3 separate regions of the Homo sapiens genome follow, and regions 1 and 2 are each linked to region 3. Evidence: chromatin contacts called from ENCODE Hi-C or POLR2A ChIA-PET data. All regions are on one chromosome and are shown on one strand. Each heading gives the region's core, a stretch centred on a gene start or an enhancer-like site at or near the end of the contact. The rest is flanking DNA. Distances are from core to core; before and after follow the strand shown. Region 1 has its middle 5.5 kb from the start of HAP1. Region 2 holds the start of CAVIN1 (caveolae associated protein 1). Region 3 holds the start of RAB5C (RAB5C, member RAS oncogene family).

What was found. A loop is a pair of places that touch in the nucleus more often than their neighbours do. ChIA-PET counts read pairs that join two places held with the same protein, here RNA polymerase II (POLR2A). Pooled maps may share reads with other maps.
Region 1: a loop to region 3 is called in a pooled map, with 3 times the contacts of the local background. The contact joins the enhancer-like site here to the promoter of RAB5C in region 3. A Hi-C loop is called at or near these places in 2 of 50 pooled maps. POLR2A ChIA-PET finds 5 or more read pairs at or near these places in 2 of 52 experiments (H1 and HepG2).
Region 2: a loop to region 3 is called in a pooled map, with 2.6 times the contacts of the local background. The contact joins the promoter of CAVIN1 here to the promoter of RAB5C in region 3. A Hi-C loop is called at or near these places in 4 of 50 pooled maps. POLR2A ChIA-PET finds 5 or more read pairs at or near these places in 2 of 52 experiments (AG04449 and K562).

The regions. Positions count from the first base shown.
Region 1 is chr17:41,738,511-41,741,724 of GRCh38, forward strand. No RefSeq gene overlaps it. Among named protein-coding and RNA genes, the nearest start is that of HAP1, 5.5 kb to the left of the region's middle. Within about 2 kb of position 1,306, at least 7 of the 41 ENCODE cell types and tissues checked have a DNase peak (open chromatin) inside an H3K27ac peak, as active enhancers do.
Region 2 is chr17:42,421,872-42,425,126 of GRCh38, forward strand. It overlaps CAVIN1 (caveolae associated protein 1), which reads right to left and starts at 1,385. Exons shown (of 2, transcript NM_012232.6): 1 at 756-1,385. The coding sequence starts at 1,226. It overlaps LOC102725238 (a long non-coding RNA gene), which reads left to right and starts at 1,317. Exons shown (of 4, transcript XR_007065758.1): 1 at 1,317-1,401; 2 at 3,020-3,191.
Region 3 is chr17:42,153,663-42,156,816 of GRCh38, forward strand. It overlaps RAB5C (RAB5C, member RAS oncogene family), which reads right to left and starts at 1,327. Exons shown (of 6, transcript NM_004583.4): 1 at 1,231-1,327. It overlaps RAB5C-AS1 (RAB5C antisense RNA 1), which reads left to right and starts at 738. Exons shown (of 3, transcript NR_187282.1): 1 at 738-1,047; 2 at 1,337-1,446; 3 at 2,106-3,154. RefSeq lists enhancers at 779-1,399, 1,309-1,603, 1,486-1,595.

The DNA of each region.
Region 1 (3,214 bases), core at 56-2,555, 420 kb before region 3:
ATGGACCCTCCTGGATCCGAAAGAGGATGGGAGGGTGCAGAAGACTTGCCAGGCTGCAAAGCCAGACCACCCACCACCTAATTGTGCACACCCCCTGAACCTGGGGCACATTCACTCCAGTGCCCAGCCCTGGGCAGCACACAGGTGGCTCAGGCCCCTCCTCCTGCCCCCTCCCCTGGCCTGACCCTGGGAAAAAAAACACCTGGAACAGGGTAGGTAATAGAAAGAGCCCCTAAGGGTCGGTGCCAGGGACCTGGGGGGGACAGGCACCGGGGTTACTTTCTGCAGGGGAGCAGGGTGGAGGGGCACCCTGAACTAGGAACAGGGGAGACCTCCTCACCCCCGCCGCAGTCCTGCTGTCTCCTGCAGGCCTTTCGGGGGCCCTCCCCCATCTCTGATCCAGGCCTTCCCCTCCAGAACCAGGCAGTGGCCGCCATAGCCCTCACCCCCACCCCAGAACCCAGGTACAGTCCCTCCTTACATCAGCAGAGAATGGGGGACTTGAGGGCCTAGGCCCTCAGAGGTTCCCCTTTAACTTTTCTTTTTGTTTTTTTGAGAGGGAGTCTCACTCTGTCGCCCAGGCTGGAGATCAGTGGCATGATCTCAGCTCACTGCAGCCTCCGCCTCCTGGGTTCAAGCAATTCTCCTGCCTTAGCCTCCCGAGTAGCTGGGACTACAGGCACATGCCACCATACCCATCTAATTTTTGTATTTTTAGTAGAGACGGGGTTTCACCATTTTGCCCAGGTTGGTCTTGAACTCCGGACCTCAAGTGATCCATCTAGCCTCGGCCTCCCAAAGTGCTGGGATTATAGGCATGAGCCACCACACCTGGCTCCCTTTAACTTTTCTCCTCTTCTTAAAGAGCCCAGCCCAACTCCTGGGCCACTGAGCCCCTCTGGCCTGGAACAAGGAGGTAACGAGGTGCTGGGGGCAGCTGGGGGTCTGAGCCCTCTGCCTGCTGTCTTCCATGGCCCCGCTGCTGGCCAGGACCGAAAGGGAGAGAGGCAAGGAGAGAAAGGACAGAGAGCAAGTGCCGGGGACGAGGGCAAGGGGCTGAGGTGGCTGGGACCTCAGGTGGAGAGTACTGACCCCCACTCTGAAGTTCTTCCCCACCTGGGGGCTCCTATCCTGGAGGAAGGCCCCGCCTCCCACACAGGCTCACTCCTGCTCTTGGTTCTGATGTCTGACTCCTCCTCTGAGAAGCCCTCCCTGGTGGGGCTCACCTGTGTTAGGTATCCTGTGCCAGATCAGGCCTCTCTGTGTCCTCCCCTCCCCTGGCATTCTCTCCCGACTCTGTCCGCTCACAGGGTAAGATGATGTCATTGACAAGATGATCTATTTAGTAACAATGAGAGCAGTATCTGTTTTGCTCACTTTTGTATTCTCAGGACTCTAATGAGGCATCCAATAAATATTTGTTGAATGAACACATCAGTGGATTCTCTGGGTATGGATGGTGGGAGTGGTAATCGCCCTGGGGAAGTGACTTCCGGTAAGGGTGAGATCCTAGGACTCTGGACTCCCAAACCAGGGCTCCACATCCCCTGGCACAGGTGAGCGCCACCAGGAACCCTCCAGGGGCACCTGTGGGAGAGGATGGAGACCGGCCAGGATGTGAGCCACAGATCCCCAGGGAGTGAGCCTTGGCACAGCCAGGTGCCCACTTCTTCCCTAGAGCCCTCAGCCCAGCCCCGCTCCTTTCCCCAGGGACCAGAGCAGGAGGCCTGGGCTGGCCTGATATGGAGCTGGGTCCAGCAGGTCGGCAGTGCCCTGACCTGGGAAGCTCCACGGGAAGCAGCTGGGAGTGGGGGGACCACAGCACCCTCTGTGAGGAGGGCAGGACCGTCAGCTGCGTCCAGCCTGCTGGACAGGCAATACCAGGTGGTGGCGAGCCTAGAAGGATGTTCTGGCCCTTTGGCCTCCCTGAGCTACCTCCAGGCTCAGGGATAACACCAAGGAGCCCTTCGCTCCCTGACCTCTGTCCCCAGAGTCAGCAATTCCCTCTCATCCCTGCGTCCATGTCCAGGCTCTGAGCCCTTCCAGGGACAATTTGTGGGATTGGGGATAGAGACAGAGGAATAAATACACATTCACTGAGACCTGACTAGGTGCCGTATGGATTTTGGATATATTTCATTTTATCATCACTGGAAGGAAAAAAATACTGCTGTGTTATAGATGAAAAACAGAAGCCCAGAGAGGTCAAGCAACTTATCCAAGGCCACACAGCCAGGAAGTATCAGGGAGGGAAGATCACAAAGGCTTGTCTTACCAACAGCCCATGTGCTGTCCACGGCCTCCCAGTTCAGAGAAGAAGCTGGGCGACCCTCCCTCTCCCGTACCCAGGGGTGCCTGTGCTCACTGGGTTTGCTTCCACATAATACTACTTATGAGCCAACTGTTAGGTCTTATAAATTAGATGCCCACCGTGGGCATCTGCCCCATGGCCTCTGGAGGAATCCTGCCAGAGGATGGAGATAAAGGAAGGACAAATACCAAGTGCCTTTTGCAGACGCTATGTCCGCTCTTCCTTCTTCAAGCCTCAGCTCAGACGCCACCCAGTCTTGGGAGCCTCCCCTGATCTAACCTGGCTGGATCTGGGTCCCTGCCTCCCAGATCCAATGTGCTTCCCTCTACCTCAGCCTTCCACACACTGGGGCAAAAGCAAGAAGGGCTTCTGTGCCCAGCTTTTAGTATCTGAGCCTGCCTTGGCCCATGCTTGATGGGCTCAGAGGGAAACACTTGTACTCTGACATAAATCCGAAATAACAGAATCATCCTGACTGGTTCCAGTCTTCAAAATAAGAAAGACTGAGTTTTCACCATAAACCTGGACTCCTGGCCGGGCGCGGTGGCTCACACCTGTAATCCAGCACTTTGGGAGGCCAAGGCAGGCAGATTGCTTGAGCCCAGGCGTTTGAGACCGGCCTAGGCAACATGGTGAAACCCTGTCTCTACAAAAATACATAAATTAGATGGACATGATTGTGCACGCCTGTAGTCCCAGCTACTTGCGGGGGCTGAGGCAGGAGGATTGCTTGAGCCCAGGAGGTCAAGGCTGCAGTTAGCCGTCTTCCCGCCACTGCACTCCAGCCTGGATGACAGAGCAAGACCTTGTCATAAATAAATAAACAAAGAAACAAACAAATAAATCTGAACTCCCTAACAAAAAATAAGCCTATTCCTAAAGCTAAGTCATGACCTTTGTGAT
Region 2 (3,255 bases), core at 135-2,634, 270 kb after region 3:
ACCAGCCCCTCTTGCACTCCTGACGCCCACTCTTCCCCGCCCAGCCCCGCCCGCTTCCAGGAGGCCCAGGGTGCCAGCGCGCCGCGGGTGAGGGTGTCCTCAAGGGCCTGAAAATGCCTGGTGGCCAGGAGCAGAGAGCAGCGAGGGGACAGGGGTGGGCCGCCGAGGCCGATGTGGGGGCGCGGGGGCGCAGGGTCTGGGGAGGAGGTTGGCGGTCGCGTTCCCCGCTTGGCACAGCCCCCGCTGGTGCGTGCCTGAGCCCTGAATCACCCGCTATATCAGGCCCGCAGGCGCAGAGGCCCCAGGCCCGGGCCCCGCAGCCAGTGTCCGCTTACAGCGGACCCCAACGATCGCGAGGGACCCCTGACTTTCCTAGAAACTTCCCCCAAGTAGGAAGAAGTTTGACAGAGCCAATTAGGGAGGGAGCGGTCTGCGAGGGGCAGCGTCCTCGAGTCCACCCGCTAATTCGGTTCTGCTACAAGTTTGGGACCCGAGGGAAGGATCTGAGTGGGGAGGTGCGAGGTGCAGAGCGCGCCCCTCTACGCGCCCCAGGAGTCCGCCGCTCCCTCCACCCCATCCTACCCCACCCAACCCCACCCCAGCCGCGCTCACCGGAAGGAGGGTGGATCTGCCGGGCGCCCGGGCCAGGCTGGGAGGGGAGCAGCGCCACGGGCAGGTCTCCCCACCCCAACTCCCAGGCAGGGGACGCGGGCCGGGCGCGGGAGCTCTGGGCGCCTTCCGCCCTGTGGGCTCACCTGGTAGATCATGACTTTAAAGTTGCGGCGCCGCAGCAGCTCGGCCTCGTTGACCTCCAGCTTCTTGATCTGCCCCGCCTGGCGCTCCAGGCTGCCGCGCACGGTCTTCACGTTGACGCTGACCTTGCGCACCTTCTCCAGCAGCTTGCTCACCGTATTGCTCGTGGTGGCGTGCGCCTTGCCCAGCTTGCTCAGCTCGCCCTGGATGCTCTGCACTGCGCCCTCCATCTCCGCCTGCCGCTCCTCCAGCTGTGCTTGAGTCAGCTGGATCTGGTCTACGGCCCCGATGATTTTGTCCAGGAGGCTCAGCACCAGCACGCCGTTCACCTGGTCCGACTTGATCAGCTCTTCTGAGCCGGCCCCCGACGGCTCCTCCGCTGCCTGAGCCCCAGCGGAGGAAGGCTCCGGGGCCTCGGCGTCGGGGTACCCGGGAAGCGGCCGCTCGACAATATAGAGCGTGGGGTCCTCCATGGCTACCCGGAGCCGTGCGGGACCGGCCGGGTGGGGCTGGAGCTGGAGCGGGAGACCCGGAGAGAAGCAGGAGCGGAAGGGAGGAGAGCTAGCGGGCGAGAGCGGAGAGCAGAGGAAACTCGAGCCACGTCCGTGCGCACCGGGACAGCGGCCAGAACTGCTGGGCGGGGGATCGGTGAGCTCCCCAGCTCCCGGGCCAAACTCCGGAGTCTGATCGCTGATTGGCTGGCCCCACCCCAGAAAGGGAGGGACCGGGGCAGAAGGGGAGATCGACGAGGCGGGGCGGCGGAGGGGGACCCAAGAGCCGAGCGCCCCACCCTTCCCGGGATGGTTGGAATAGTTGGAGCGGGAGACTAGGGCCTCCGCTGGCGGCGGGAGCGGGACGGGCGGAGGAATGCGAGCTGAGGAACGGAATCAGGTTCTAAGAGTGTTGCTCTCTGTTTCCCTCTCACTTGAATTGCTCATCCGAAAATCCTCAAGATCTGGGAGCCGGGTGGACCAGGAGATTCTGAAATTATAGGCAAAATCTTGTATTTGCCTTTACCTAGATTTTGAGCACAAAAGGACCCTTGCCCTTTACAATATTTTCTAAGAGGCCTCTCGGATTTCCTCATCACCAACCCCAACCAGGTTACTAACTCAGGGGTAAGCTTAGGGGGTTGTTTGTGGGGGGCGGGGGGAGAAAGAGAGAACGTATTTGGGGTCACGGTGGTGGTGAAGGGCTGCGAAGCTCCTCTAAGTTCTTTTTAGAATTGCCCTAACAGAGTAGAATTAAGATGGGCAATCAAACGGAAAATAAAGCCCACCTCCCAACCCCCCTTTCTGAGACAGGGTGTCACTCTGTCACCCAGGCTGGAGTGCAGCGGTCTGATCACAGTTCACTGCAGCCTCGACCTCTTGGGCTCAGGCAATCCTCCCACTTCAGCCTCCTGAGTAGATGAGACTATAGGCGCTTGCCACCACGCCCAGCTAATTTCAATTTTTATTTTTTTCAATTTTTATTTTTTTAAGAGACGGGGTGTACACTATTTTGACCAGGCTGGTCTCGAACTCCTGAGCTCAAGTGATCTGCTGGTTTCAGCCTCTCAAAGTGCTGGGAGCCACCGCGCCTGGTGTAAAGCCCTTTTTAAAAGCCCACCTCTCTTAGGCCAGGCGCGGTGGCTCATGCCTGTAATCCCAGCACTTTGGGAGGCCCAGGCGGGTGGATCACGAGGTCAGGAGTTCAAGACCAGCCTGGCCCAAGATGGTGAAACCCCGTCTCTGTTACAAATACAAAAATTAGGCCAGGCGCAGTGGCTCATTTTGGGAGGCGGAGGTGGGTGGATCACCTGAGGTCGGGAGTTCGACCTCAGCCTGACCAACATGGAGAAACCCCATCTCTACTAAAAATACAAAATTAGCCAGGCGTGGTGGCGCATGCCTGTAATCCCAGCTATTCGGGAGGCTGAGGCAGGAGAATCACTTGAACCCGGGGGGCAGAGGTTGCAATGAGCTGAGATTCGCGCCATTGCACTCCAGCCTGAGTGGAATTCTACAGAGTAGAATTCCTCTTTTTTCCAAAAGCTTTTTCAATCCTTAGTAGAAGGAATTTAAATTACTTTAATACATTTCTCCTAAATTCTAAAGTAAGTTGGTAATCTGCCAGTTGGTAATCCACTGTCTGAGTGCAGACAGAGTGAGACTCTGTCTCAAAAAAACAAAAAAAACAAAAACAAAAGCAACCCACAAACCCACGTCTCACCTCTCTCTAAAACTCACCTTTCCCTGTGTTCCCCCTCCCACCGCCCCCTCAGAGGCAGCTGACACCAATCTCAGTGAGCAGGATCTAGGAGTCCATTTCTCTTTCAAGATTCCAGGGACTAACAGTAAGCCATCGGAGAGACCATCAAATCCCACCCCCTCATTTGACAGACAGGAAAAGGAAAGCCTGCAGAAGACAGGTGGCTTGCCAGAGATCACTCGCAGGTTAGTGTTGGCATTGGCACTTGAACCCAGGTCTGGACTCCTGCTTTCATGCTCTTTCCACCTT
Region 3 (3,154 bases), core at 77-2,576:
CTCAGAGCCAGGCTACTCCTCGTTAAGGTACAGTCTCCGGCCTGTACTTTGGCCACATAACAAAGCTTGGTCTGAGACAGCAGCTATTTCACACACCTAAGCCCCAAGCAACAGACAAGGATCAGTCAATATGGTTGAGGGAACCTGCACTTTCTGGCATGTATCGGAATTCCTCAGGCTACAATTAAAAATCCAGAACTGCCATTGTGATCTTGACTTAGTCCTCAGTAATAAGTCCAAGCCCTGAAGGGATTGCAGACAGACCCTGGCGTGGTGTGGACCTGTTGCTCAGGGAGGTGTATGTGTGTGTGTTTGGGAGTGGGAAAGAGATGGCCCTTCAATTCCAGACTCCTCATTTTGGGTCTTATTCTCCTCCCTATAGACACACGGACAGCAGTCCCAAGAAAAGCAGTCCCTTTGAGGCGGCTGGGAAACCACTCACGTGCTCTGGGAGGACAGAGCTGAGCCTGGAGCAAGGGGGGAGGGGAAAGAAGATAATGAATGGGCACATCCACCCTGATCTGTGATCTGTAGCTAGGATTGAGCAAACCTCAGCTAAATTCTTCAGAGGCAGAAAGAGAGAGACACTCAAAGAACAACATAACTAGAGGACAGGGCTGGGAGACAGAAGGGGCAAAACAGGAAAACAGCTCATTTCTAGTAAGTGACTTTAAACTCAGCTGAGGTCCTGGTTGGTTCTCTGGCTTGAGGAAAGAGAGGAAGTAAGGAGTTGCGGGAGCGCACACACACTTCTGTGCGTGTGGAACGGTCTCACCCAGACGACCCCCCTCCCCCAAAGGAAATCGAGATATTCCTCTAGGGCTAGAGGGGACAACTGGTTTTGTGGGACAGGAGGAAGGAAAACGGCGACAGACAGCACTCCCTGTCACTTCTAAAAGAGAAGAGGGACAGGTTCCTTCACACCTAGCAAAGATCCTCCGATTCTGGAAGCAGGGGGAGCGGAACTTAGGGTACCTCTCTCCCACAACTAGAATGGACAGGCCAGAGGACAGTCATAGCGGTTTCCTTAAGGCTCACCAAAGGCAGGTAAGCTAAGGAAAGAAGCTCCCCACCTCCTATGGCCCGACGCCTGGGGAGCCCCTCAAGAGGGGGCTACGGGTCGGGGGAGGGGTCAGTATCCCCCTAAACTGGGGCTGGGCGGGAGGAAGGGCTGCCCTGGAGATGCTTCAACGCAGGCGAGACACCAGGTCCTGGGACAAGCATACTCACGGCGGCTCCGGGGCGGCGGCGTTACTTGGGGCCGGGGCTCGGACGGGATCCGCTTCTCTCCCCGCCGGCGGTGTCCCAGGCTCCGGCCTCCACTTCCGCCTTTCAGCCGCTCCGGATCCGGATCTCCACCTCCGCCCCGCCCCTCAATACTCCCAGGTGATTGACAGTGCGGAGACCAATGGGAGGCACTCTTGGCCGACCTACCCAGCGGCGCCGGTAGGAACGCGGGAGTGGCGGTAGGGAGCGCGCGAGGGATCGCGGGACTTGTAGTTCGCAGCGCTGGGAGGAGTCAGTGGCTGCCTGGGACTTGGGCTTAGGGTGGAGCCGGCTGACTGCGAGGCGGAGCCCGGCCGGAACTTTTTTTTTTTTTTTGAGACGGAGTCTTACTCTGTCGCCCAGGCTGGAGTGCAGTGGTGCGATCTCACTGCAACCTCTGCCTCCCGGGTTCAAGCGATTCTCCTGCCTCAGCCTCCCGAGGAGCTGGATTATAGGCACGCACCACCACGCCCGACTAATTTTTGTATTTTTTAGTAGAGACGGGGGTTTCGCCATGTTGGCCAGGCTGGTCTCGAACTCCTGACCTCAGGTGATCCGCCCTCTTCGGCCTCTCAAAGTGCTGAGATTACAGGCCTGAGCCACCGCGCCCAGCCTACGGCCGGGAACTTTTTAAGGCTAACCCTGCCATCCGCGTCACCGCCGGTTCCGGACGCCCCGAGGGAAGGCGGGTGGTGGAGCGTTGGAAGAAGGCAGAGGATTGTGTGTGCAGAATTGGGAAAGAAAAAACGTGGTGCGAATGAATATGCACGCGAGGCCTCAGTCCTGTGAACTCGCTGATCTGGAGAAGCCCTTGTCTGCACTGTCCGCCCGATTGCCAGGGGCGTCTGTGATTGGGAAGGTGAGGAAAGCGCTGCAGGAAGAGTTCTCTGCAGGATGCTGGGTGAGATCAAAGGGAGAGCTTCTGCCACCACCTCCTACTTGGTGTGTGCGGGGGCCGGCACAAAGACCATCTCTGCCTCTGCCTTCCCCTGCTCCTAGCCAGGGTCAGCTCTTCTCTCTGACGCGGAATACAGAGCTGGACAACCTCTGCCTCGGCCCTCTCCATCCGTAAATAAAGACTAGAACCACCCCCACTCTGCACTCTCCCCCTCTATGGATCAGGAATATTTGTTTTTTCTGCTCCTCTCAATATGGACTGGGCCCGCTCCTGATTCCTCCCACCCTTACCTCTCAACACAAACCAGTACCTCCTCTTCTTTTGCATCTCATCCTCAAGGGACACTACTGAAAACCTGTGTGGAATCAAAGCTCACCGGAGACAGCTGTGGCCATTGTGCCTATAACGCCAACACCAGGCATATCCTGGAGCCTCAGCTGGAGAATTTACCTGTCTTGGACAACCTGCCACAAAACTGTGCCCACATCTAGTTCCATCTGGTCATCAGGGCGTCTCTCTTTCTTACACCCATAACACACAATCCCCACTTCCGCGCCAGTGTTCATGAGAAGTGAAAAGGAAGAGGGAAGAGAGGGCTTGTTGGGAGGACAGAGGGGATGGGGCAGAGTGGGATTCCTAGCAGGTTCTGGCTGGTGACAAGCTCTTCCCCCAGCCCCCTTGCCATACCCAGTTCTGGAACAGTTCCTTATACAGGAGGGATGGGTAGTCCCCTAGGCCCACCTTTCCAAGGCTGGAGGTGGGCCAAAGCCAGGACTCTGTCCTTCCCACATACTGTGTGCATACATGGCTGTGACTGGGGTGCAGGGGAGAGAAGGGGGTATAATAGGCCCATAGTGACTAATTAAGTTTCTTCCTCAACCCTGGGGCCCCTGGTGGTGTGAATGTGGTGCCAAGTAGATTGGCTGGTGCCTCTGCCCTTCCTAGAGATAGCAACTGGGCCCTGGGGTACAACGAAGGTGAGGGTGGGGA